Linked DNA regions of Mus musculus: all the other regions are linked to region 2. A link is a loop called in an ENCODE intact Hi-C map of the cell type or tissue named here. Cell type or tissue: gastrocnemius. All regions are shown on one strand. Region 1 overlaps Fbxw7 (F-box and WD-40 domain protein 7). Region 2 has its middle 16 kb from the start of Gm26204. Region 3 overlaps Fam160a1 (family with sequence similarity 160, member A1). Region 4 overlaps Fbxw7 (F-box and WD-40 domain protein 7). Region 5 overlaps Sh3d19 (SH3 domain protein D19).

What was found. Hi-C counts contacts between places; a loop is a spot of excess contacts. Peaks named below come from ENCODE experiments on the same cell type or tissue, not always from the same donor. Only the 100,000 strongest peaks of a DNase experiment are listed, where the experiment ranks them.
Region 1: it touches region 2 in a loop (3-fold over the local background); 16 of 42 quality-filtered maps call a loop at or near these places.
Region 3: it touches region 2 in a loop (5-fold over the local background); 36 of 42 quality-filtered maps call a loop at or near these places.
Region 4: it touches region 2 in a loop (3-fold over the local background); 15 of 42 quality-filtered maps call a loop at or near these places.
Region 5: a loop joins it to region 2, with 3.0 times the contacts of the local background. A loop is called at or near these places in 16 of 42 quality-filtered maps.

Annotation. Positions count from the first base shown.
Region 1 is chr3:84,919,812-84,924,811 of GRCm38, reverse strand. All of the region lies in intron 4 of Fbxw7 (F-box and WD-40 domain protein 7), which reads right to left. Among named protein-coding and RNA genes, the nearest start is that of Gm40080, 44 kb to the right of the region's middle. In gastrocnemius, a CTCF peak has its summit at 2,607 (motif pointing left); a DNase peak (open chromatin) is centred at 2,604.
Region 2 is chr3:85,921,649-85,926,648 of GRCm38, reverse strand. No RefSeq gene overlaps it. Among named protein-coding and RNA genes, the nearest start is that of Gm26204, 16 kb to the right of the region's middle. In gastrocnemius, a CTCF peak has its summit at 2,456; DNase peaks (open chromatin) are centred at 2,473, 3,110 and 4,112; H3K4me3 peaks cover 279 bases; H3K27ac peaks cover 271 bases.
Region 3 is chr3:85,705,288-85,710,287 of GRCm38, reverse strand. All of the region lies in intron 5 of Fam160a1 (family with sequence similarity 160, member A1), which reads left to right. Among named protein-coding and RNA genes, the nearest start is that of Gm40082, 4.9 kb to the left of the region's middle. In gastrocnemius, a CTCF peak has its summit at 2,647 (motif pointing left); a DNase peak (open chromatin) is centred at 2,633.
Region 4 is chr3:84,912,071-84,917,070 of GRCm38, reverse strand. The region is part of intron 4 of Fbxw7 (F-box and WD-40 domain protein 7); the gene reads right to left. It also overlaps the pseudogene Gm46808. Among named protein-coding and RNA genes, the nearest start is that of Gm40080, 36 kb to the right of the region's middle. In gastrocnemius, a CTCF peak has its summit at 2,587 (motif pointing left); no DNase peak of the experiment used is centred here.
Region 5 is chr3:86,127,546-86,132,545 of GRCm38, reverse strand. Sh3d19 (SH3 domain protein D19) reads right to left here. Exons shown (of 22, transcript NM_001082414.3): 22 at 2,020-5,000. Among named protein-coding and RNA genes, the nearest start is that of Snord73a, 8.8 kb to the left of the region's middle. In gastrocnemius, a CTCF peak has its summit at 2,596 (motif pointing right); a DNase peak (open chromatin) is centred at 2,582.

The sequences.
Region 1 (5,000 bases), 1.0 Mb after region 2:
CAGAGGTGACTGAAATGTTGGATGGTAGGTGGGGATTCTCTGTGCTTAACCCCTCCAACATATCAATTAGACAACCCTTCCTAAAACGCAAAGGACTGGGCTATAACATCTACGTTTAAAGAACTTTCCATTGCTCCCTAACGCCCAAGGTAAACTTGAGAGGCAACGACTCTACCTGAAAGTATTCTCAAACTATTAGTTGCAGTGTAATCTTAAATATTTCCTTAAACGAACCACTCAGGTCGACCTCGATCCTGCAGCCAGAAATGACCTGGAACTGGTGATTCTCCTGCCTCTAACTCCCAAGTGCTAGAATTACAGGGTGAGCCACCTTGTCTGGCTTCTTCCCCCAGCCCCTCCCACTTTGGAAAGCTCAATGTTACTCTATCGTAAGTAGACTAATGAGCAGAAAAGACAGTTTGTACACAAGAATTATTCCTAGCCCGATCCGGATGTTATGTTCTTAAACCAGGTCTTTCTCTCTAATATCAAATTTGAAATGTAGCTTAAAGTGCAAACTTGCTGGCAGTATGTAGGGGAACTGGAATATGATGGAAAACACTGTAACTGCGATGGGAAGTGGTATGGCAGCTCCCCAAACACTGCCCACAGTCAAGGGGTCACTCCAAATTTCCACTTCTGGACATGGACATGGACATACACACGATTTAAAAGCAGGAACTTGACTAGAAGTACCATGAGTGTAGCAACATTATTCACAACAATCACAACATGGAAATAATCTAAGTAAGCTAAGTGCTACACACACAGAGTTGAATACTGTTTTGCCTTCAAGAAGAAAATTCCAGCCTTGACACATCATTGACAGTTGAGGCTATCATACTAAGTAAAACAAGTGCATTACAAAGAGACAGGTGTGGCATGACTCCACTTATAATCAAACACTTAAGCAGTGTGTGGGGACAGTTCAGTTCAGAGACAGAAAGCACAAGGGTGTGGAGATAAGTATGTTTAACTGCTACAGAGTTTCAGGGGAAAAAAATGGGAGAGTTCTGGAGAGGGAAGGTGGTAATTGTTATGCAATATTCTGAGTGTACTTAATGCCACTGAACATACGTGAACAAGGAAAAACATTACTTTTTATGTTATACCTGCTCAACCACAGTAACAAGTTTAAAAAGTAAATGATAGTAGAATATAACAACAGTCCTTAACACTGGGACTGGAGACTTGGCTCAGTGGACTTCAGGGCTCTTGCTGTTCAAACCTGAGGACCTGAGTATGAAGCTTTGCACACACCCACAAAAAAAGCTGGGTGTGGTCCCGTGAGTCAGTAACTGTTGTACAGGGAACTGAGACAGGAGAATCCCTGGGGATTGGTAGCCTCTACTTAGCTCCAAGAGACTGTCTTGTATCTCAAGGAAATAAGGCAAGGGGTGATTGCACAAGTCATCAGTGTCTTCCTGTCTCTGCATGGGAGTATGCAGACAGACATCCACATACATTCACATTCAGATACACACATACACTTATTTTCTTATAAAATAATTTATGAAGGACCATGATCACAGTCACATGTCACTTCTAAACAAGGACATGCTCTAAGAGATGCATGGCAGTGCATGCACAACATCATTCCCAACAAAGACCCAGGGGTAGGCCAGAGAAAAGACAGCATAAGGACACTGGAAATCTATAAATTATTATGGCCAGGGCCAGGGGCGGGGGGGTGGGGGAAGGTAATAACTGATAGTTAAGAGAAACATGTCTATGGTCCCACCAGCCTCTCCAGAAGAAATGTCACCACCTCCCAGTCTGTGTGTGTCCTTTGACACTCACTTTACTCTCTAGAGGAAGACTGATATTTTGTTCACATAATTATAACCCTCACTCATATTCTGCCCGTCTTCTTAGAATAACCTTTTTGCTAATATATCTATCCCCAGATATAAATACTATCTATTTTGCTAATAATATTATAATATAATTTTATACAGAACGAGATCTTTATTCTTAAAATAATTTATTTCAGTGATAATCTCTGAAAACAATTAGCACTTCTAATTCCTTTCAGAACTATAGGGAAGATATCATTTAAACTAAATGATATCTCTGTGCTTAAACAAAAACAAAAATGAAAGACAGCCGTATATTCTGTGAGAATATAATTTATTTTGCATAAAAAACATACCAAACAGGCCAGTTGCAATTTAATTTTTACTCAGCCCACTGATTAATTAAACAGCACAATAAACACTGTCTGTTCTCACATTTACACATAAAAGTCTCAGAGACCTGTAAAGCCGCCTTGTTTATGTGTATGTTCTGTTAAGATCCAGGTTCCCAGATAAGCCAATCTATGCGACTTTTGAAGTCTGATGTAAGCGGGGAAGAAAGACGGGATCTAAAGGAGCTGGGACAGGAAGAACTTTAAGTGAACATAAGGCTTTCTCCTTCAGTTCTTAAAGAGCTAAACAATTATTACGAAGGAAAAAGGAGCTTTCCATGTTCCCATGATTATTTGTGACAATAAAAAACACAGGAGAGAAAGTGAGCACTGTTGTATATCAGAAACTGCATTTTCAGAAGCACCAAGTGGTAGCATTCTAAACTCTTTTAAATTGGTAAGTAGCTGCCCTCAACTGGATAATATGAGCACTGCAACTCCAGCAAACCTAACACTAAATGAAGTGTCCAGCCAAGCCTTTATAAGGATAAAGATATAAAGTAGCTCTTCAGTGATGATCAGTGCAAGCTACTAACTTCCAAGTGTCTGTACTTTGTGGAACTCTTATTCTAAAGCCATGTTGTCAATCTAGAATGGAAATGTGAAAAATTTCAAACCCTTCAAATATCCAAGAAAGCCCTGATGAACGAAGCACGAGCTGGACAGTGGGTGTAGAGCCTCACAACCACGGACATTAAGCAAGAGCCTGGTTCACGTGATTAGCTACTCAAGAAAACCACACTCCATGAAGGGCATTGTGTACAGTATGCATGGCTCCTCAACTATTAGCACAGTAAGCTAGTTTCCTTACAGTGTCCAGACTAGCCTCAAATTCGAGGCCTCAAGCAGTCTTCCCTCCAAGAATCCTCTTGCCTCAGCTTCTACATGCAAAGTGACACTGCACCAGCCTTAAGAAACTGATTTTGTATAAGTTTTCACATTTTTTCCAATGGGAAAAATATTGGATCTCAGTATTATTCAGTGCTTCTGTGAACTTAAAGCCACTTTTGTTAACACCACTGTGTTCTTGGTGAAACAGAAAATTCTAGATACTTTTAATAGCACTACTGAAAGTTAAATAAGTCAGAATAACTATTCTTTTAATATAGAACATTATATATAGAATATTGTCAACCTGTGCTAAATCAATTTTCGGTCTTTCATAGCCTAGTGCCAAAGAGAAAGGACTCTTACACTATTGCCCGTTAAGAAATTTATGCATAAAAATGGAGAAACTGAAACAAACAGGGAACAGTCACAAACCAATAAACTGTCTTCTTGTATTAATAATACCTCAACTATAGAAAAAACAATTCAGCATAAAATTAAATTTTAACTATACAGTGTGGCCCCTATACCTTTAGTATTCATAAAACGAAATCAAATGGAAGAACTGTGTTTATAAACTTTAAAGTCCAGGCTAAGCAGTGGTGGCACATAGAAGACAGAAGCAGGAGGGACTGTTTGAGTTGGAGGCCAGTCTGGTCTACACACTGTATTCCAGGATAGCCAGAACTACACAGTGAGACCCTGTCTTAAAAATGAGGGAGGGTGAGCTAAGGTCCAGTCCAAAATGATTTCCAGAGAAGTTCGACACATTTAAATGCTCAGAGTACTTGTCAGGAAGTTTACAATTTCAAGTTACAGTTTCTAGGGCATCCCACCATTACTAGTGTACTAGCAATACTACAATGTATTCTTGAACTTCCTAGGTTAAGTTTCGATATCTAAGCACAAAGAACAACCCAAAAGCACTAAGCACATAAGCAGACAGTAGCTTGGATTCTGAAACAGTACCGAATGTATACGGGCATTCTACAAATAGACCTAGCAGCTACAAATTCACAAACCCACAGGGGTTGCCTAAGACCATTATAAATTTACATTATGTTCTGTAACAGTAGTAAAATGATAGTTGTGAAGTAGCAACAGGAATAATTTTATGATTACCACAGTACAACTATATTAAACTATAGTTAAAGGAACTATTTTAAAGGGTCCCAGCATTAGTAAAGTTGGGAACCACCGCTCTAGGCTAAATTATCCAAAGCTGACAGGCAACTGCACAGCACATAGATTATCAGGTGAATTTTAAATTCTAGGGTCAGTGCCACCATGAAACAAGGAACTTTAGGCTGGCTGCTTATCCCACACTTCAGATTCCCTAAAGAGAAGGATGGGACAGAAGACTGACGGTGAAAACTTTACAGTCTGGAGTGTATACTGTAGCTTTCTTAGTCTCATGTGCGTGTCTGGACTATCGATTTGTGAGCCTTCTTTATCACGAGTTAGTAAAGTTAGCTTTACAAAACATATCCAAGGGCCAGCAACATGGTTTAATGAAAAAAAAAAAAAAAAAAAGGTGCTTGTTGCCAAGCCTGACGACCTGGGTTTGATCCCTAAGACTCAGATGGTAGCAAAGAACCAACTCTTAAAGGTTGTCCTATGACCTTCATGTATATGTCCCTCCCCCTCATAAATAAATAGATAAATAAGTAAATAAATGTGATTTATAGAAACTTTAAAATAGAATACATCTAAACAAAACTCACTGTTTCAATCCAGTAGTGTATATTCTACACGTTTCTTTTTGTTTGGTTTTCATTTTTTTTTCTTTTTTGTTTCGAGACAGGGTTTCTCTGTGTAGCCCTGGCTGTCCTGGAACTCACTTTGTAGACCAGGCTGGGCTCCAACTCAGAAATCTGCCTGCCTCTGCCTCCCAAGTGCTGGGATTAAAGGGGTGCGCCACCACTGCCCAGCATGGATACTCTTTCAAAACAGGCAATCGTGGCAATGTGTTAGGTAGTGTAGT
Region 2 (5,000 bases):
CACACACATGGGAAGGAAATATTAAAAAGATGGAGTTATTCAAGAGTTATTCATGGAGTTCTTCAAGATATATGAAAATGGATAAATTCTCCAGGAGCTCCAGGGGCTGAAACTAGAGTTTTGGAGGGAGGGGACTCCAGAGTCAGGAGCTGGAAGAAGGGGGTTCCCAGTAGCTGAAAGGCCAAGAAGCCAAGAAGTAGGACTGCATCGCCACTGGGACGGGCGAGGAAGGGATTTCCAGCAGTGGGTTGTCAGGGTGGTTCACGGAGAGGCTGGAGAGAAGGAAGCCACGATAAAGCTGCTCACTGTCGAAAGCCACCCTGTCCCAAGCAGCCCCTGTCCCAAGCAGCCTGTGGGATTTTTGTTTTAAAATTAAATGAAAAGTATAAGATATTAATAAGCTTTGAAATAAAGCATCTATGGAAATGAACATCAAAGATGCAGCGACCTGCCGGCAGAGATAGCCATGCTGTAAGGTCACGCACAGCCTCTTTGTTCTCAAAGAAACTTGGGAGACATTATTCAGACTCATCTTTGGAGCACTCTTGGGAAGATTATATCCTGGAAGAAGCCAGAGTATAATGTTTTCACCACTTTCTTGCTTGATTACATTGTCTTTGTGTAACCATTGAAACTAACGATAGGTAACTTTCCAGGAACTTGGTGACAGAAAATGAGAGATGATGATGATGGTGATGATGGATGGTGACGATGACATGACAATGATGACGACAATGATGAGGAATACCCTTTGGAAAAGCCAACACTTAACTAGCATGAAATGATTTCATGTTAGTTTTTCCTGTTGCCTTCAAAAACTCTGTGAAATATTGTATCTCCATTTTATGTATGTGGACAGTTTATAAGATCCATGCTAAAAATAGATACATTGAACAAGGCTGAAGCATTCCAAATATATGGGATTTGTGATTCATTAGCTTGAGCTCTGCCTAGAACGATGAAGGAAATTTTTATCATGGAACAAAAACAAACATCAGGATATATCAATGCCTTCCTGTGTGTGGACATAGCTAGAAAGCATATACATTTGTCAGAAATTTTTATGTTGTAAATGACAAAGCTCGAATAAAAATCACTTAGAAAAAACAATAAAAGGGAGGATAGGCTGGCTCAGGAGTGGAAAGGGCTGAGGGTAGATGGTTAGCCTTAAGGTTCAGCTATGACTGAGTCCAAGGGCAAGTTTAGCTCCATGAAAGTAAAGTCATATCTTGGATGCACGGTGCAGGACAGGAGTGGCCAGGGTTGTCCTGAGCCAGGGTAGGAAGCTCACATACCTCAAGTGACAGACTTGGGTAGGGAGCCAGCAGTTTCCATGGGAACATCAGTTGCTTTTAGAAGAAAGAATGGTTGGTAGACATCAAGCCTAGCAGATCTCTACAACCAGTCCTGCCTTCAAGGCGTGCTCCCCCTGCCTCAGAAATTCTTACTCTTAGAACTATGTCTTTATGACTTGAGCCTCAGGAGTTCTCTTCAGTACTGTAGATATTCTGAGGCAAAGGTTTGCAATGCCGGTGGTATATTAGAGTCACGTGGGTAGCCAAAAACTCTTTTGGGAATGTGGGTGTCTGAGCTCACCATCTTAAGCTCATCAATGGGCTGGCGGTACAGCATCAGTTGTAGACCGCTTTCTTAGCTTTCCTGAGGCCATGGGTCCATATGCAGTACTGAAAAAGGAAGCAAGCAAACAAAACCATCCACACTCCAAACTTTGACCCTACTGGAAGAGTTTGAAAGGAGCAGTACTTTGTGCACAGTTGAGAGCCTATCTCTCGGACCTTCCTTCTCCTCCCTTGCTCTTTCTTCTTGATGTCAGTGTCTGTGGCCATTTAGTAGTTGCCTCAGGAACACTGACAGAGCTAAGTATAACGGAACTGCATGAAGAGAATGTATTGTATCATACACCACCTTGTTCCGGGTTTCTGCACACTAGATTTCTACTGTGTCACTTTGGGACTTACTGTCTCCAAGATATGAGAAAGGATGGGTAACGTGAGGAACCTTTCCAGCCCTGTAGGGGAGGAGATCGGATTGTGGGGCAGGACTGTTTACAGTCCATGTAGCATGTGGAAGACAACCAAACCCACTGGAATCCAAAGAATGCCGAGCCTTAGGAGTTCTTGCTAGCATGTGGAAAGTCCCACAGAGAAGAATAATCTCCACTTGTTTGAGGGCTTCCTTCAATATGACTAAAGGACGGTGTGGGGGAGAGGGCGGGCGCTACAGCTGGGTAGGTTTTTGTTTGTTTTAGTTAAATGCTCAAGGCACTAAAGTAGTGTTTATTACAAGGGAAATATCACACAGACTATCAGTTTGGGCTTGTAAATTTCCAATTTGAGAGTTGAAGGAAAATGGTCACAGTTTTAAATTGGATTTAAAAAATCGGTCAGGAAAGGAATCTAAGCAGCTTTGCTGAGGCCTCCGTGCTGCAGTACCACCCATGGCCACAGGGATGCAGTGCAGCTCAGCAGACAGTAGGAACCCTGGAGAGGCGGGTTCCAGGGAATCCTCGCTAGGGCAGTAAAAACCGACCTCCTGGAACCAGGGGGAAGACATTCTTTATCCCTGCCATCCATGTCGCCCCTCAGTTCTAAGCTCTGTGGTTTATTAAACGACAGTTACTACAGGCTTATTGCACGTTCCCTTACTCCAGTGCGCAGTGGTCTTGCCTTGGGAAAAATTTCGAAGTAATAGAAATATCTAATGATGAAGGGCTGGTAAAATGACTTGCTAAATGTTCATACAAAAGAAAACAGTGCAGCTATGTAACTGTGTTCCAGACATTATTTTAAAGGCAGGGAAAATGATAAACGAGAATAAATTTTGTAAATAAATAAATAGCCCGTTATGGTGACAAATTTGTAACCCCCTGTACTCAGGGGGCTAAGTAGGGCAGGGGGATTACAAGTTAGAGACTAGCTTGTGTCTCACAATGGGACTTTATCTAAAAAAGAAAAAAAGAAGTGTGTGTGTGTGCCTGGGAATTGAGGAGGTGGCTTAGCTAGTAAAGTGCTTGCCGCTAAGCACGAGGACCTGAATTTGGAAAGCAGGGCGCTGTAACCCTAGAGCTGCAGAGGCAGACGGGAGGATCCCTGGGGTCTGCTGGTCAGCTCGCTCTAGGTTCAGCAAGACCCTGGCTCAGAAGCTAAGGTGTCAGGTAGTTAAGGTAAGTCACTCCCATGTAAACCTCCATTTCATGAATGCCCGAAAAATAGGCATATGTGTGCCCACAAATACCCACCCCCGCAGTCAAACAACGACAATAACAAAAGCAAAGTCCAGATACCCAAACGATTTGAGATTCTAGTGTTCTTAAAGTGTTTAAGAGGCACATACACATAATAAAATCTCTAATTGGTAGACTTATTGTTGAAGTCTAATTTTCCTCTTATGTTTTATAATTTTATAAAATAAGAAACAAAAGCACTTTTATAGTTAGGAGAAAATTATTGAGGAAAATAACGGAACAGATGGATATCCAGTCTTGCACGTGAAGAAGAGGACAGATCCTAGCTAGCTGAGGCTGGAGATGCTTGCTGTATTGGCCCACGTTTGCTGACTGATAGGCTGGCTCGCCCTTAATGTTAGCCAGGGATGGAGAAGCCGACTCAAAAGGCCTTGGAAAGAGCATTTCAACAAATCACTAATTAGTCGTAATTATATGTGATTATTGACTTTCTTATGGATTTAAAATTTCCCTGTAGTAAGCACACACAGTTTATTTAAAATACTTACAAATAGAAGTATATATGCAAATATTGGCTATTGAATTGTCACTTATATTTTCCTTTAGTTTAGTCTTTGCACTTATTTTCTTAGCATTGACTTTATGAAGCTATCAAGTGAGCCATCTTGCAGTGCCCTGCTCTCTAAATTTGCCTGACTATTTCTCGAGGTGCCCTTGAATACACCAGATGTATTTCCTGGAAACAGGAAATTAAGCCATAGGCAGGAAGAGATTCAGGTCACATTTTTTTTTTTTTTTTTTTTTTTTGGGCAGGCGTATGTGCTGGGAAATGCTGTGTACGTCATAATTTATGCTATTGGGAGTCATAGCAGGTTGTCCCAGTTCAGGGTCAGTCCGTGGTCACTTGGCCTCATGCCATTGGACAGAACATGCTCACAGGAGACTATGCTAGGAGAGGCTCTTCACCACCTGGTGGATAGTAAGCAGAAAGACAAACAGACACATTACTTTTGTTGTTGTTGTTTGTTTGTTTTTAGCAACAAGGTTTTTCTGTGTAGCCTTAGAAAGTCTCTTTGTTATTTTTGAGATTATAATATAATTACATCATTTCCCCCTTCTCTTTTCTTCCCTCCACCTCCCCAAATGCCCCTCCTTGCTCTTTTTTCATTAATTGTTGTCACGTGCATATTCATCTATATTCCTAAATACAACCCTCTCAGTCTGTATAATGTGACTTATATGCATGTGTTTTCAGGGCTGGGCATTTGGTGTTGGACAACTAATTGGTGTGCTCTTCCTTCCTGGGGCAGACCCTATCTCCCACTCTCAGCCTCCCTTAGATGCCTGCAGCTCTGTGTAGGGTTGAGGCCTCGTGGGCTTTTCCCTGTCCACTCTGGCCTGCCTGCTGTCTTTGTTCAGCTAACATTTACGCAGCTGGTGGGATTTGATGGGTGTAGATTCTGACATGAGAGACACAGTCTCACAGCAAAGTTCCTGCTCCTGTGGCCCTCGTAGTCTCCCCCATGACTAACATCTCAAATGAGAACTGGTACCAGGTGGTGGTATGCTTGGTCGGTTGGTGAACCAATGTTGATGGATTATTATTACAGTTCCAGCTCACTCAGGGCTCAGTCTTTGTGTGGTATGTTCTATGAGCGCTGACAAAGGATACAACAATCACATGTATGTACCCTTGTATTATCTTACTAACAAATGGCCAGACAGGTTTGATTTATCTAACAATCTGTAGTATTGATTTTTGTATATTGATCTTACATCCTAAAACCCTGCTAAT
Region 3 (5,000 bases), 220 kb after region 2:
ATGAATGACATCATCCAAGGATGACAGTGGTAGTAGTCACTGATGTCACATGTATCACAGAATACAATAGGGTTTGACCCTTCCACCACAGACCCGTTCCCACCAGACTGTGGTGGTGCTGAGGGGAGGGTGTAGCCTCCCCTCCCCCAGCCTGAAACTTGCCTGCTCAGGTTCCACTGTTTACATTGGGATGGAGCTTGCCTCTCAATGTTCTGCCATGCCCACTGCTGGAGCCTGCTGCTTTGCTGTTCCGGAGCCATACACGTGGTCACCCTGCTACTGGACTCCAGGATTATTTGGCGGGAATTGGGCCCCCTTCCCCTCCTTCATAACTGCGTGTCGGAATAGTAAAATTGAGCTTTGATCAGAATGACTGTCTTAGCTACATCTTCCTCTCGCACCGCCTAGCCCCTCTTCTCTTCCAGGTTTCCAAGATGCCTTTCCAGAGTAGAACCCAGACATGTGATCCGTTGGCCGGACACAACAGGAGGGGAAATGTGTGCTTCTCTAATGTGACGTCATAATAAAAGGCACTGGGCAGACTTCAGTTGTCACGATCACTGCTCTTTTCCCCATCTGAGTTTTCAGGCGATCGTGTGCAAAGATGATGCACACAGATGTCCAGACCCACATCCATACACAGGCTTCCCGTTAGCAATATATAGAAAAACTTAACAGTCCATTCTGTATCCTCCATTAACACTCATGAGCCAGCTGTGAAACATATAGAAATGATTAATGTTTATCAGGGAAGCCTCTGGGAATATGGAAATGATGGTAATAGAAGCTATTGGAACATTTGCTTCTTTTCCAAAATAAGAAAATCTTGTAATTAATAGCTAAGGTCTTGTTGCTGAGTTTCCAGACTAATTAAGTACCATATTGTTGAGTATCTTTTAGTCACAACAGTTCTATCTAAGGCCCATGCCACATCCTCAGCTGAGACAGGTATATTACTCAGGGACTGGAAGCTGGAAGCTTTCCACTCATCTTTATGTTTACCAAGTGATGGTGAACTAATTCAATTATTGTCATTTGTGACCATAGGATCAATGGTAGTGTCAGCGTGGATGAACTTTGTAGTGTCTTAGAGGCATCCTTGTCCCTATAATGCTTTGTCTAATGACGAGCTTAACATGAATAAATAAAACTGTCCAAAACAAATAGAATTAAGATAAGAGAGTAAAGAGGCAGGCAAATTTGTTTATACAGGTGATTGGAATTCAATGTGAGATGATAACTCTTTCATTGTGCAAATCCAAAAGGAAGCCAGATTTAAGACAGGCATTTCTTTAGCAATGTAAGGGAAGATACAAATTTTATAGAGAGAAGGAAAAAGATTATTTGCAGTATTACTGAAGAAGCAGTGATGTTGAAGAATTGTGCTTGGAACATGTTCTCTACATGTAGAAATGGATTTGTTGAAGGTGAACCTTACTGCCCTGGGTTTGAAGTGACTGTAAAATACCAAGTTGAAGGCAGTGGGCAGCATGTGGTTGCCATGGCTGTTTGTCAGGACATAAACGATCTGAGTGAAGCCTGTGATATTTACATTTATGTCAAATGCTTTAATGTAACTGTAGATTATATAAATCGTAGCTCTCTAATCCACAAACCCCGAATGCTGTGAATCCACAGGCTGAATTTTGGATGAGTGATTCTCAATGTACAGTAGGTTTAACTGCTCAGATTCTTTCTGGTTATGAGAACCCAGGAGGTTAGGACTCTGGAGTCCAGTAGATTTCCATTTCCTAGAGGAACAGTGTGGCACAACTCCTGTTTATCGCTTGTTATCTCATCATTTGGCTACGTGGTTGCCCAGTGCTGGGTGCCTAGGTATTCTGGGAGTATTTTGTAGTAAATGAATTAGTAATACCTCAGTTTTCAAACTTATTACAGAGTCCTCAACAAATTGTTGAGGTAGGAGGATTGCAAGTTCAAGGCTAGCCTGGGCCACAGAGTGAATTTGAAGCCAGCTTGGACAGCATAGTGAGGCCCTGTTACAAAGCAATAAGTAAACAGTGTGCAGGGGCTATAACTCAGCAGTAGAGCTTGCTGAGTATGTGTGATGCATGGCTTTCACTCTCAGTACTACAAAACAGAAAAACAACTTGTATGGACTTCATGACTCATCCTTGTGCTTAAAGTCTCATCAGATCTGATGAATTAAATTGGACAATAAATTAAAAATAGAAACGTATCATATTATGAACACTTGCAGAATTTGGTAGTGGACATAATTCTATAGATTCTATGTTCCTTATTTCTCAATCAAAGGCGTTGAAGACCCGAGAAGTGAGTTGACTTGGCCATGTTTACACAGATATTACTGACCAATCTGAACCAAACTCAACTTCCCAGTGCTATCTGTCTTCTTGTATTAGCTTTATTTCATTTTATTTTTTAAGCAGATCTTAGATCCATGAGTCCTTCTATGACATAGGTTTAACTTCTGAGTTCCCATAGCAGAATTTAGAAAAATCCTTCCTTCCTTTTGCTAAGCACGATAGATGTCTTTGGACAACAGATCCTTTTCTTATCCGGCTCTGGCAAGATGTAGGGAGTTGCTTGGGGACACCAATATGATTTTTAAAAGTCCCTTTCTCTAAAAGGAGGGTTTGCGCCACCTAGTGGCCCGAAGAAGAGGCTCTTGGGGTGAAGGTGTCGGTGGCCCTCCCCTAAAGAGAAGAAAAGAATACTGTTTTAGTTCATGAATCTCTACCCTCCCCTTTATTTGTGTCCTGGAAGTGGCACTCATAGCCAGGATGCCCATTGGGTCACTTTGTCCTGACAGTGCCCAGCACTGCCATGCTGTGTGGTAGGGAAGCGGCGAGGCTGGAGGAACTGAGGCAGCCCCATATGCTATGCGCTGCCACTCTCCTCTCTGGAGATTTTCAGTCATTGATTCAACACTTTGATAATGGACCTTCTCAGCATTGTTGGGAATCAATTAAGTATTGTTCTTCCCAGGAATCCCATGGCTCTTTTGGACAATTGCTCTGGGTTGTACAGTATTCTAATTTTCGGAAGCTTCCAAATTGTGCCTTTTATTGTCCTTCAGTTGAGATAGTCTTTTCACGACCTCAGGGGAGGAGTTGTTTGAGTGGCTGGTGGTAGGAGACAGTCTCCATCTACAGAACAGCTTGAAGTCGGGATGGCCAGCACAGGGCCAGGTTTCTCAGCACTGACTTTCCCTGTGATTGGGGGTGCCTTTCAGCCTCTTGCATTGGAGTTTTCCTTGAAAAGAATGTTTGGTCATCGTTATAGTAAGAGTTACAGCTCAGCCAAATTCAGATTTCTAAAGCTCTCCATTCACCTACCAGGAGAAGTATCTTCACTGTATGGCAGTGTGTGAGAGGTGTTAGGAACTTGAAGGTCAGACCATGTGGCATTATAGTGGTGTAGGTGACAATTAGAATCCTGAGGACAGTGGCCTAGCAGGGATGCTCTCCCAGCAGAAGGTTAGTCTCACAGACAGGCAAAGTTAACTGGGGCAGGATGGGTCCTAAGCGAGGTGTCTTTCAGGAGATTCAAAGATAAATTGAGACTGAGAGCCACCGCTGAGTTATTACCCAGGTGTTTAGGGTGAAAGCCTGGGCTCCGGTAGCCCCAACAAGTTAATCTCAGTCCCCTGTCCCCAGTGTGCTAATTAAGGAGAGCAAGTTTGAATGGCTACATTGGGTGGGGGGCGGGGGGAGTGTTCACTGTCCCCAGGTTAGGGTGTCAGCATGAGGTTTAGGTTTAAATAGAAGGCAAGCACTTAACAAAGTGGAGTCACATTGGTTGAGATATGGTCCCCCATCTTTGGTCTCTGCTTCCTGTCGATTCTGTTCTGATATCCTACAATACTTTGTTAGGTTGCTAAGCTGTTAATGCTGAGGTGCAGCCTTGCTTCCTAGTTAATCAGCCTCCTCTGGCCTGTCCTTGGAAGCTGTGTTCTTCCTGGAGTTTAAAATAATACAAGAGGAAAGTTAAGGACAATTACCTATCTCTGTGATGTCCACTGAAGTACAGACATGAATTGATGCCAGGCTCTCATCCATGGGACAAAGTGAGGAGTCAGTGTCTGCTGCCAAAATCAGGTTCTAAGTGCCAGTTTCAGTATGGTGGCCTTGAAAATGGGTTCTGAATCTTTGGAGACCAAATGAAGTCTGGTGGCCTCTTAGGCTTTTAAATCATGTATACATTGGAGATCCCTCTCAGAGGACTGAAAGCAGGGCTGTACTGCTGTGAGCATGCTACTTTTGAATAGGGGATTCCAAGTTTACTTCCATAAGAGGTGCTTTTGGAGTAGACACTGAGTCTGATCTAGGTCTGAGGGATGAGTATGAGGGCCAAAGATGTCTGTCTGTGAGTGGGAGTGGAGTGTGTTGCTAATGTTGTCCTCATCTGAGAGTGTTCAGTTGATACTGTTGATCTGTTCCAGTGACTACAGGGATGTAGGTGTTTTACAAAAAAGCATTTGTTCATTCTATTGGTTTAATACTGAATCTCACCGTTACCTATGGATTCTAAAGGAAGTATCTCCAACCAGTTCTTGGAAGAAGTGTCTGGAGTAGGGACCTGGAATGATGCTTGGAGCTGTTTTCTTGGCCTAAGAGGGAAAAATACTAATCCGAGTTGGCTAGAGGGAGCCCACGGAATGGTGAGAGGGTGGGGGAGGCACGAGTCCTTTGGAGTGCAGTAACACACACCTTTCTCACAGAGGATCTTGTCCACCAACCTGGTTCAAGCAGTTGATACAGAGGCTCAGGTCTGATGGATCTCAGAAGAATGCCTTTAATGTTGCCCTGTAATGTTCTCGAGTAATAAAAAGAACATGGAACACTGGCTTGAATCTGCTCTCTTCCATTTCTTGTGTATTTTGGGGGGCAATATTTTGAGTCTCAGTTTTCCTATTAATTATCTTTAAGGACCAAGGAGAATTAGCCCCAATAATGTGTGTCAAGTACCTAACACAATGTTGACAAAGAGCTAGGACTCTGTGAACAGTTGTCATT
Region 4 (5,000 bases), 1.0 Mb after region 2:
CTGGCTACCTTTCAGGCTTCAATAAACACTCTCAGTGATACTATGTGACAGGTACTACCAGCATCCTTAATATCATCAAAGAGTTAACAGTTTGGTCTTGACTAGCTATCTAACTGTAAAGTTCAGTGTTTCCTTAATGCACTTATTATACATCCAAGGGTACAATCTGCTAAGGTACTCATGAAACCCAGTAAGAGAGAAAGACATGCAGAGAGAACAGACACAGAATATTTGGTCTTCATTGAGAGGGCTGTGTACACTGTCCTCAGTTTTATGGCACCACTCTATGGACAACCAGTGTGCTACGAATGTTAGGACAGCTCCCTTAAATGCATACTCCAGCTCTAGAGTTTGGCTAAGTAGTTCTGAGGTAGACTTGGCCGACCTACATTCCTAATTAGCACTCCAGATGTTTGAGGTGGTGTAGGGTCACACTCTGAAGAATACTGGGATTCAACTTCAGGAATGCCCAGCCTGGGGATGGTGAGATGGCTCAGTGGGTAAGAGCACTCACTGACTGTTCTTCCAGAGGTCCTGAGTTCAAATCCCAGCAACCACATGGTGAATCACAACCACCAGTAATGAGGTCTGATGCCCTCTTCTGGTATGTCTGAAGTAAGCTACGGTGTACTTACATATAATAATAAATAAATCTTTAAAATAATAATAATAATAATAATAATAATAATAATAATAATAATAATAAAAGAATTGCCTTGGTCATGGTGTCTGGTCACAGCAGTAAAAAACCCTAAGACAGAAATGCCCGGCCTACGTGCTATTACCAGCTTGCCCCAACTCACTGTAGATCGTTCCTTTCGTCCTCTCTGGCCTCAGCCTCACTTCTACTGCATTATTCCCATTGCGCTGGTTCTCACATATACTCCATTTTACCATGCTACTCCGAAATACAGACCACCTCAGATTCCTTGTGCAAGCTGGGATACATCCTTTAAATGGGATCCCATGCGGGCTGGAGAGATGGCTTAGTGGTTAAGAGCACTGATTGTCCTTCTAGAGGACCTGGGCTCAATTCCCAACACACACATGATGCCTCATGATAAGCAACAATTCCAGTTTCAGGAAATATGACACTGACTTCTGGCCTCTTCAGGCACTAGGCACACATGTGGTCCATAGGCAAAACACTCACACACAAAAGAATAAAAACAAGGATAATCATGTCGATAAAGAAATTAGATCACCTGGCAGTTTAACATCTGAAAATAATCTAATTGAAAATGAAAACAGACCATATAATACAGTTGTGGCACTCAATGCTATGTTTCTATCCAACTGCTATTAATCCTATTTGTTGGATGAAAACTGCTTTGATTTTGCAATGAGTGAGAACAGCTACTTTTCTCTGTGTATGATGTAAATGAAGGTGGCGCTCTGGAAAACAGAGCCATAGAAAGGCTTTACGGGATACCGATCCCTCTTCTCGTTTGGATTGCGTTATTAGCCATTTAAGAATTTAACTTTCACCAACATAATAGATGAGGTAACTAATTTCATTCCTGGAGCAAAAGGTGTTTAGTCACTTAAGCTCTGCTCACATGACTCTGCCAGAACTAAGCATGTGTGTATTCTGCAGAAGAACAGCAGCGGTACAGAGCAGTGAGTGTGTGGTGAGAGCACACCAGCCGTAACCACACCACGAGACACCACTGTTTATCCATATCGACTCTAACAACCATGTATGGTCAGGGACTAACCTGCCCAGAAAATTTAAATTGTCAACCTAAAAGTGGCTTAATAATGACAGCTCAGGTGCAGAGGCTCAGGGATGTGGTGGTTTACCCTTGGCAGTCTCAGAGTCCAACCCATCCCTTCCCCACGTTCACAGTGTAGCTAAGGCACGCCCACTGTGTTCACCATCCTTGACCAGTTCTTAAAAACAGCATGAACACTGACTAGTGAGAATGTCCTACGTCCCCCAGAATACAAAAATTAAGAATGAGAAGCATTCTATCAAATAAACAGAGGCAAGAAGTTGACAATTTCAGCACGATTCTGATCAGACTCTGAACTTTCACAAGTAGTCATCCATATTCCAAAAGTCTAAACAAACTGTTCCTGTTCCTCTTCACACAGTCACTCTACTTTGTTAGGGCCTAAACATTATGGTTCAACCCCACTACCAAACTAAGAAAAGTCAAGAAAATTAACTGGTCAAGCATTCTTTACTTCAAGATGACGAGGCGTCCTCAGCCTACTGTAGTGCTAACGCCAGGGACCTGCTCTTTTTGCACATATGCTGAGGAAGCCCAGGGCAATCACTGGTCATGGGAGGTCTGCTGACTGAAGATTATATGCTAATTCTTAAGGACTTTTCAAAATGTACTCATCCTTGAGGAGAGAGTGAGTTTATACACATGTACAAGATGCACTGAATATTTTTGTTACTATGTGTCAAAATAAGAAATATGCTAGTTTCTTGACTTAAAAAATACAAAAATATTATATGTCAATATAAACAACTTCCCTTAATACTTATTCCAAATTGGAGCAAGAAATAATAGGCAGACACTAAGATATTTAAATACATGAAAACAGCACCATTAACAAGGTACTATATGGCCCTCTAGTGTTCAATGAAGAAACTTTAATGATTACATGTTTCACTGCAAAAATCACTTTCTCCAACTTACTAAGGACACTGCTAAATCTATTAATTGTAGACGTCTTTAAAACTGAACATTCTTATCTCTTTTGTAGGTTTTCATTATTGCACTGTCTTTTGAGTTACTATCCATATGCTGAAAATATAATAAAGGAATTCTAAAGTTCTAAACACGGGAAGGCAGATAAAGGAATTCTAAAGTTCTAAACACGGGAAGGCAGAGCAGAAGCAAAAATGCTCAACACTGTTCCAAACAAAATCCCAGCAGTTACTCTGCAGACACTAACAAATGCTCCAACATTTAAATGTTACGGTAGAGACTTCAAAGGGCCCATATAATACTGAACAACCTGGAAAGATTGACACTAACCTATCCTGAAGTCTTTTCACAAAGTTACAGCCATCAAGAGAGCAATTGGGGAACAGATAGCGCAACAGGACTGAGGACCCAGAAATGGACCAACATAAATGCAGTCAACAGATCTTTGACAGAGATACAAAGAAAATATAATAGAGAAAAGTTAGTCTCCTGTAGATGGTACCACGGCACCTGAACCTCTACATCAGCATCAACATCATCACTCAGAGACCTTACACTCTTTTCAAAAATTATCTTAAAGCAGACTGCAAACACGCAAGAAAAAAACCTAAGCAGATAACCTTGACTGTAGTTACAACATGAAAGGCATTGTCTATGAATGAAGTAATAGAGAAGATGCACATCATTAAAATTAAGCAGGTTCTCTGAAATACACTATGACTAGAATAAGAAGACACACCACAAACAAGCCAAAAATACTTGTAAAATATTAACAAATAACTTTTATTTTTAAAAAATCCATAAAACTCTTGAAAAACAACATTGCTAAGAAAACAGTCTAGCCCCAGTCACTGAGCCGCCGCCAAGGACTCAGCTGCCTCCCCCTCGAGCCCCCTCGCTTCCCGACGCTCCGCCCCCCCCCCCCCCCCCGCCCCGCCACCCGCCTTCTCCCGCAGGCCATTTCCACTGAGGAAAAGGAATCGTACTGTATGTCTGCTATCCAGAACCTCCACTCTTTCGACCCCTTTGCTGATGCAAGTAAGTAAGGGTGATGACCTGCATCCTGCTGGCTCTGAGGATTATATCCATATAAGAACTCAACAGAGAAAGGGCAGGAAGACCCTTACCACTGTCCAAGGGATCGCTGATGATTACGATAAAAAGAAACTAGTGAAGGTGTTTAAGAAGAAATTTGCCTGCAATGGTACTGTAATTGAGCATCCAGAATATGGAGAAGTAATTCAGCTACAGGGTGACCAGCGCAAGAACATGTGCCAGGTCCTGATAGAGACTGGGCTGGCTAAGGACGATCAGCTGAAGGCTCATGGGTTTTAAGTGCTTGTGGCTCTCTGAAGCTTAAGCGAGGATTTCCTTGCAATGAGTAGAATTTCCCTTCTGTCCCTTGTCACAAGTTTAAAAACCTCACAGCTTGTATAATGTAATCATTTGGGGTCTGCTTTTAACTTGGACTAGTGTAACTCCTTCATGCAATAAACTGAAAAGAGCCAGAAAAAAGGAAAGGAAAAAGGAAAGGAAAAAGGAAAGGAAAAAGGAAAGGAAAAAGGAAAGGAAAAAGGAAAGGAAAAAGGAAAGGAAAAGGAAAAGGAAAAGGGAAAGGAAAAGGAAAAGGGAAAGGAAAAGGGAAAGGAAAAGGGAAAGGAAAAAGGAAAGGAAAAAGGAAAGGAAAAAGGAAAGAAAAAAGGAAAGGAAAAAGGAAAAAGGAAAAGGAAAAGGAAAGGGAAAAGGAAAAGGAAAAGGAAAAAGAAAAGGAAAAGGAAAAGGAAAAGGAAAAAGAAAAGAAAAGAAAAGAAAAGAGAACAGTCTGAAGATGCACATATGCATGTACCCGACTGGAGACGTGCACATGCCCACAGTGGACAGCAACACAGCCCAAGCAGCCCAAGCCAATAGCCCTGAGGATGCCAAGCCCCAGGAAGAACAGAGCAGTCGCTGACAGTGAGAAGAACGCAAAAACAGCACAGGCAAGAGAAGACACCCTGGCAAATAGGTTTCCTTTTCGAAAGGAAATATACAACTACACTACTCCTTGTCTGCAGCTCACGGTTGCCGAAGTCTAGGAAACCAAAATATTCCCCATTAGGTGGATGGATAGATAAACAGACAACAAAATATTATTCAACAGTAAAAAGTGAACTTTCAGGCCATGAAAATACACTAAAGAAACTTAATGGTACTAAAAAGGCAAGCTAAGAGGACTACAAACTATATGATTCCAATTATATGGCACTTGAGAAATAGGAATGTTGTGGAAATAGTGAAGAGACTGGTGAGCCTGGGGTTGGGTGGATGGAGACTGAATAGGCTGATCTTGAG
Region 5 (5,000 bases), 210 kb before region 2:
TTCTACCAGCACATTTGCTCTGCATACAACCAGGATTTAAAAATCCTGTCAACATTTCCATACATCCACAGAGAAAGCAGTACTGTCTTTGTGATGCTGAACTGGAGGGTTAAATGCAACGAATCCTTTGAGAAATGATGACTCTGGTTTTCAGCTATGCGTGGCAAACAGCATGGTAGGCTGCAGGAATCTTCAAGTCATGACTTGTACTGGCAAGTTTTGTGTGTCAACTTGACACAGGCTGGAGTTATCGAAGAGAAAATAGCTTCAGTTGGGGAAGTGCCTCCAAGAGATCTAGCTGTAGGGCATTTTCTCAATTGGTGATCAAGAGGGGGAGGGCCCATTGTGGGTGGTGCCATCCCTGGGCTGGTAGTCTTGGAAGGAAGCCAGTAAGTAACATCCCTCCATGGCCTCTGCATCAGCTCCTGCCTCCTGACCTGCTTGAGTTCCTGCCTGCCTGCCTTTGATGATGAACAGCAGTATGGAAGGTGAAAGCTGAATAAATCCTTTCCTCACTAACTTGCTTCTTGGTCATGATGTTTTGCAGGAATAGAAACCCTGACTGAGACAACTATTAAGAAAAGACTTCTCCATGATCGGAAGAATAAGTGTAGATTGATTTGTTTGTGATTTCATGTAGGCTTTGAATTATGTATCAAAGGCTAGCCCTGAACTCCAGATCCTCTTTGCTTCTACCTACCAAGTGCTAGGATTATAGGATATGCCACTGTGTCTTGACTCATAGTTATTTTGATATGAGGTATCATTATGTTGTCCAAATTGGCTTTAGATTCAAGTTTAACCCACTTGGGCTGAGGTGACCTTGACGTCCCACCTCCACAAGCAGCTGAGAACAGGTGTGTCTCATCAGCCCTAGCTTGTTCTCTTCTCTCCCCCCACCCCCAACCCCAACCCCTCTCAATGGCTTTTTTGAGACAGGATTTCTGTGTAACAGTCCAGGCTATCCTGGAACTCCTTTTGTGGACCAGGCTGGCCTCTAACTCTCAGAGATCCACCTGCTTCTGCCTCTGGAGTGCTGGGATTAGAGGCATGGTCACCACACCTGGGCTTTTTGTTTATTTTGCTTGTTTGTTTTCCTAAAAAATGTGTAAAGAAGAAATAGCGGATAATTTAGATTGTTGGTCAGCCAGATGTGGCACACAACTCGTCCAGCACTTGAGGAGCCCCAGCAGGGTGATGGCTAGTGAGTTCAGCCTGGGATACACAGGGAGACCCTGTTACAACAGCAAACGATTGTTGGCTAATTTTTGAGAAGTAGACAACTAATACTTCTGATTTCTGATTTTGAACCATTAGTTCTGAAAACAGTGTCAGTGAATCCCTACCTAACTTGCAAAGATAAAGGCAAACAATATGCAATTGTTTAAAATCATCTGGGTTGGAGATGGCTTGTTGTTATATAGCCTTAAAACATTACAGACCTGAAGTTATAGGCAATCACCAAAAGAGAACTCCCCATTAGTGGATGAGCTCACAGTCTGAATTTCTGGAACCCTCCTCTGGGGATTGCATATCGGTTATTCACATTACAATTCATATCAGTAGCAAAATTACAGTTATGAGGTAGCAATAATGGTCGGAGGTCACTATATCATAAGGGACTGTATCAAAGGGTCACAGCATCAGGAAGGTTGGGAACCATTGTCCTACTGTCTCATGTAGCCCAGCCTAGCTGTGAAAGCTTCACTAAGCCGGAGAATGGCTGTGATCCTGATCTGTCTGTCTCTGCCTTCCAAATGCTGGGATTATGTACACACCACCAACCTGGCTAGTACTTCTCCATCTGAAAGAACATTTCAGAGGCCGGGGAAATGGCTCAGCGGTTAAGAGCATATGTTCTTGTAGAGGACTTGAGGTCAATTCCTAGCATCTATCTGGTGGGTCATAACCATGTGTAACTCCAGTTCAGATGAGCCGGCACTTTCTTACACACACACACACACACACACACACACACACACACACACACACACATATATGCAGGCAAAACACAAAATATTTTTTTAAAACATTCAGAGCTTTAATTTGTTCTTTGCAATCACTGCCCACCCTTCCTCCTTCCCTTCTTGTTTTGCAAGAAGATGGAATCAGACTCCTTAGTGCTGGGATTACAGGAATACCTGTGGGATTCTTTCTAATGAGTTGTGTGAGCCTTCAACTTCTATAGGCTAAGAAAATACCAAAACATTTAAAGATTTATTTTATTTTACTCATATCTTTGTGTTAGTGTGCACCTGTATGCAGGTGCCCATGCAGTCTGGGAGAGGACTTCAGTCCTCTGTAGCCAGAGCTGCTGGCAATTGTGAGCTGTCTGCCATGGGTGTCAGAAACTGAACCCTGGGTCCCCTGGAAGAACAGGATGCGCTCTTAAAGTCTGTCTCTCCAGCCACACGAGCAATTTTAGCAGCTAACGAGAAACATCATTTCAGCATAATAAATGACTGGTCGTCTGCAGAGCTAGGCTGTTTTTAGGGCTCTGCAGTGACCTTACAAGTCTTGGCTCCTTGTTGAGCTTTGTAGCCCCACACTTTAGAAAAAGAAAAGCTTGTAATGAAAGGAGAGGCCCCTAGATGGCGGCAGAGTTCCGAGTGAGGCTATGGATTCTGTTCCACACAGTGAAGTAAAAAGTAAGGTAGCAATGATTTCCCATTAGTTCTGGAAAAGAGAAATCAGCTTCTGAATTCATTCAGTGACATTCAAATTGGCATCGAATCATGAATTTTATGGCCTATGTGCATCTGACATTAATTAAAAGGAAACAATGTTCATACCAAAGCTAAAATAGTCTAACTTGATCCATATATTCATTGCTGTATTCTCAGGGTCGTGTACCTAAATTTAAGAAACTGAATACAAACAATGGTGGTTTTTAGGGATACTGACTTACAGTCCTATAATTATCTTTTTAAAATGCCAGTTCTGATGATATATTTTGGTAAATACACTTAATATTCTCTCTTCTAAATGACACAGGCTGATTCCAAGAGCAGTGAAAGAATTACATTCTTCCTACAGCAATGTATTGCAGGCACCTGAGGAAACCTTATCTTTGAAGGCTCAAAGGATAATATATTAAAAATGGCTTCTCCAGTTTTAACCTAAAAACAAAAAGCAAACCCCAAACCTGAGTATTTCAGGAGGTTTGTATGGTGTATGGTTTGGGTATGAAGGTGGCCCCAGAAAACTCATGTATGCAGGGTTTTGCCCTCTATCTACAGGCATTACTGAGATGGGATCAGGTCATGGTCAGATGAACTAATCCTGGATGGGTGGAAGCCACGGTGGATGACCTGGTGGCTGAGTGGGATATTAGGGGCCAGAGGAAGGCTATTTGAGGTGTTTCTCTGAGGAGTACGCCTTGTGCCTGGCTCTCTTTTCTCTCTCTTCCTGTTCTCTACTTTTTCTTCCTTTTCTGCCTCTTTTCTCTTTCACAGATTCTATATGGTGAAAAACTCCCCAATGTGATTGCACCAGGCCCAAGGTGATGGAGGCAGGTGACCATGGATTGAAAACAGGCCCAAATTTTCTCCTTTAAGTTGTTTATAATTAAGAATTTTGTCACAGCGATGAAAAGCTGACTGACAAAGATGAACAATATCAAGCTTTTACCTAAAAGTTTTGGAAACAAACACAATAACCCATTTCCATTTATCTCATAAAATTTTCTTCACAATTATTTTTCTTTGAACACTGTTGAGTTCTGCCATGACCTCAATCAATATATATAATAAGAAAGTACCATGAGAACCACACAGCTACACTTTCCTTTCTAGTAGTTGGGAGAGAAATACATAGCAAGAAAACAGCATGGAAGAGTGAGATGGAAAAAAAAAAAAAAGAAAGAAAAGGAAATTTGTTTCAATATATATCTGCATCAACAAATAGCAACGGTATTGAGTAAACTCAATGGCCCGTGAAAGCCATCCGTCTGTCTACCAAACCCACCTAGCAAATAACCACTCCACCCACCCGTGCAAAGGACTGGAGATACAGGGTTAAGACAGGTACCATCTACATATATTCTGAACAATGCAGTGTAGTCTGAGATGAGGAATCGAAAAGCTGAGTTCAGTTTATTATGGTGTCAAGTAGATACACAACTATCGCACTTATCCTGCTTACAGAGAGCCAATGTTTAAGAGGGATTTTTTTTTCTTCAATAAAGATAGGTTGCTCAGAATCTTCACTATTAAATGTTGAAATCTCACAGGCAAAGACACACTTCATACCCCTCTCCACACCCCTGCCCCCTTCTTGCTCTTGTATGGCTTGCTGCCAATGAGAATTTAGTCTGAATAACACTCAAGTCATCCCATTCTCGTAAAACTAACATGGGTGAGAACCTACAACGATGTTCCTTAAATACTCTTAACCGAAAACATACAATAGAAACCCCAGACCCTAAATGCCAAAATCAAGTGCAATCATATGCCAAGGATAGGAACTTTAGTAGAAAACAAAGTAAATATTCCCTTATAGAAGCAACACGTTCAGGAAACCGCTGGCCGCCCAGGTTTTGGATAACGGGGAAGACTACAAAGAAGTGGTCCAGCATATGGAACTCTTCTTGAAAACAGAAGAAAGCCACGGACCCTGCTGGAGAGCGCTTTCCATCTCCAGTGAAATGTTAACCCACTGGCCCATTAGATTGTCTTCAAAGTATTTGGCTTTAGTTTGTAAACTGTAATTGATTCAGTCACACAAGAGCCACTTTTGAAACTCAGAACATGTGAGCCTGGATGACAGGAAAGTGGCCTTGTATTTACTCCACTAACTGCAGAGATGTGTTGCATGGGACGGGGGGCACTGCACCAGCCTTCAGTCCTCTTAAGTTATGTTAACATCTGATTATATTGAGGAGAAATGAGCTATGGGGGCTTGGTACTGTTCTTCATCTTACCATTTGCTCTGTAATCTAAGATACTATCCAAGCTTCATAATGTACCACTATAACAAGAGACAGCTTTTATGTATTACTG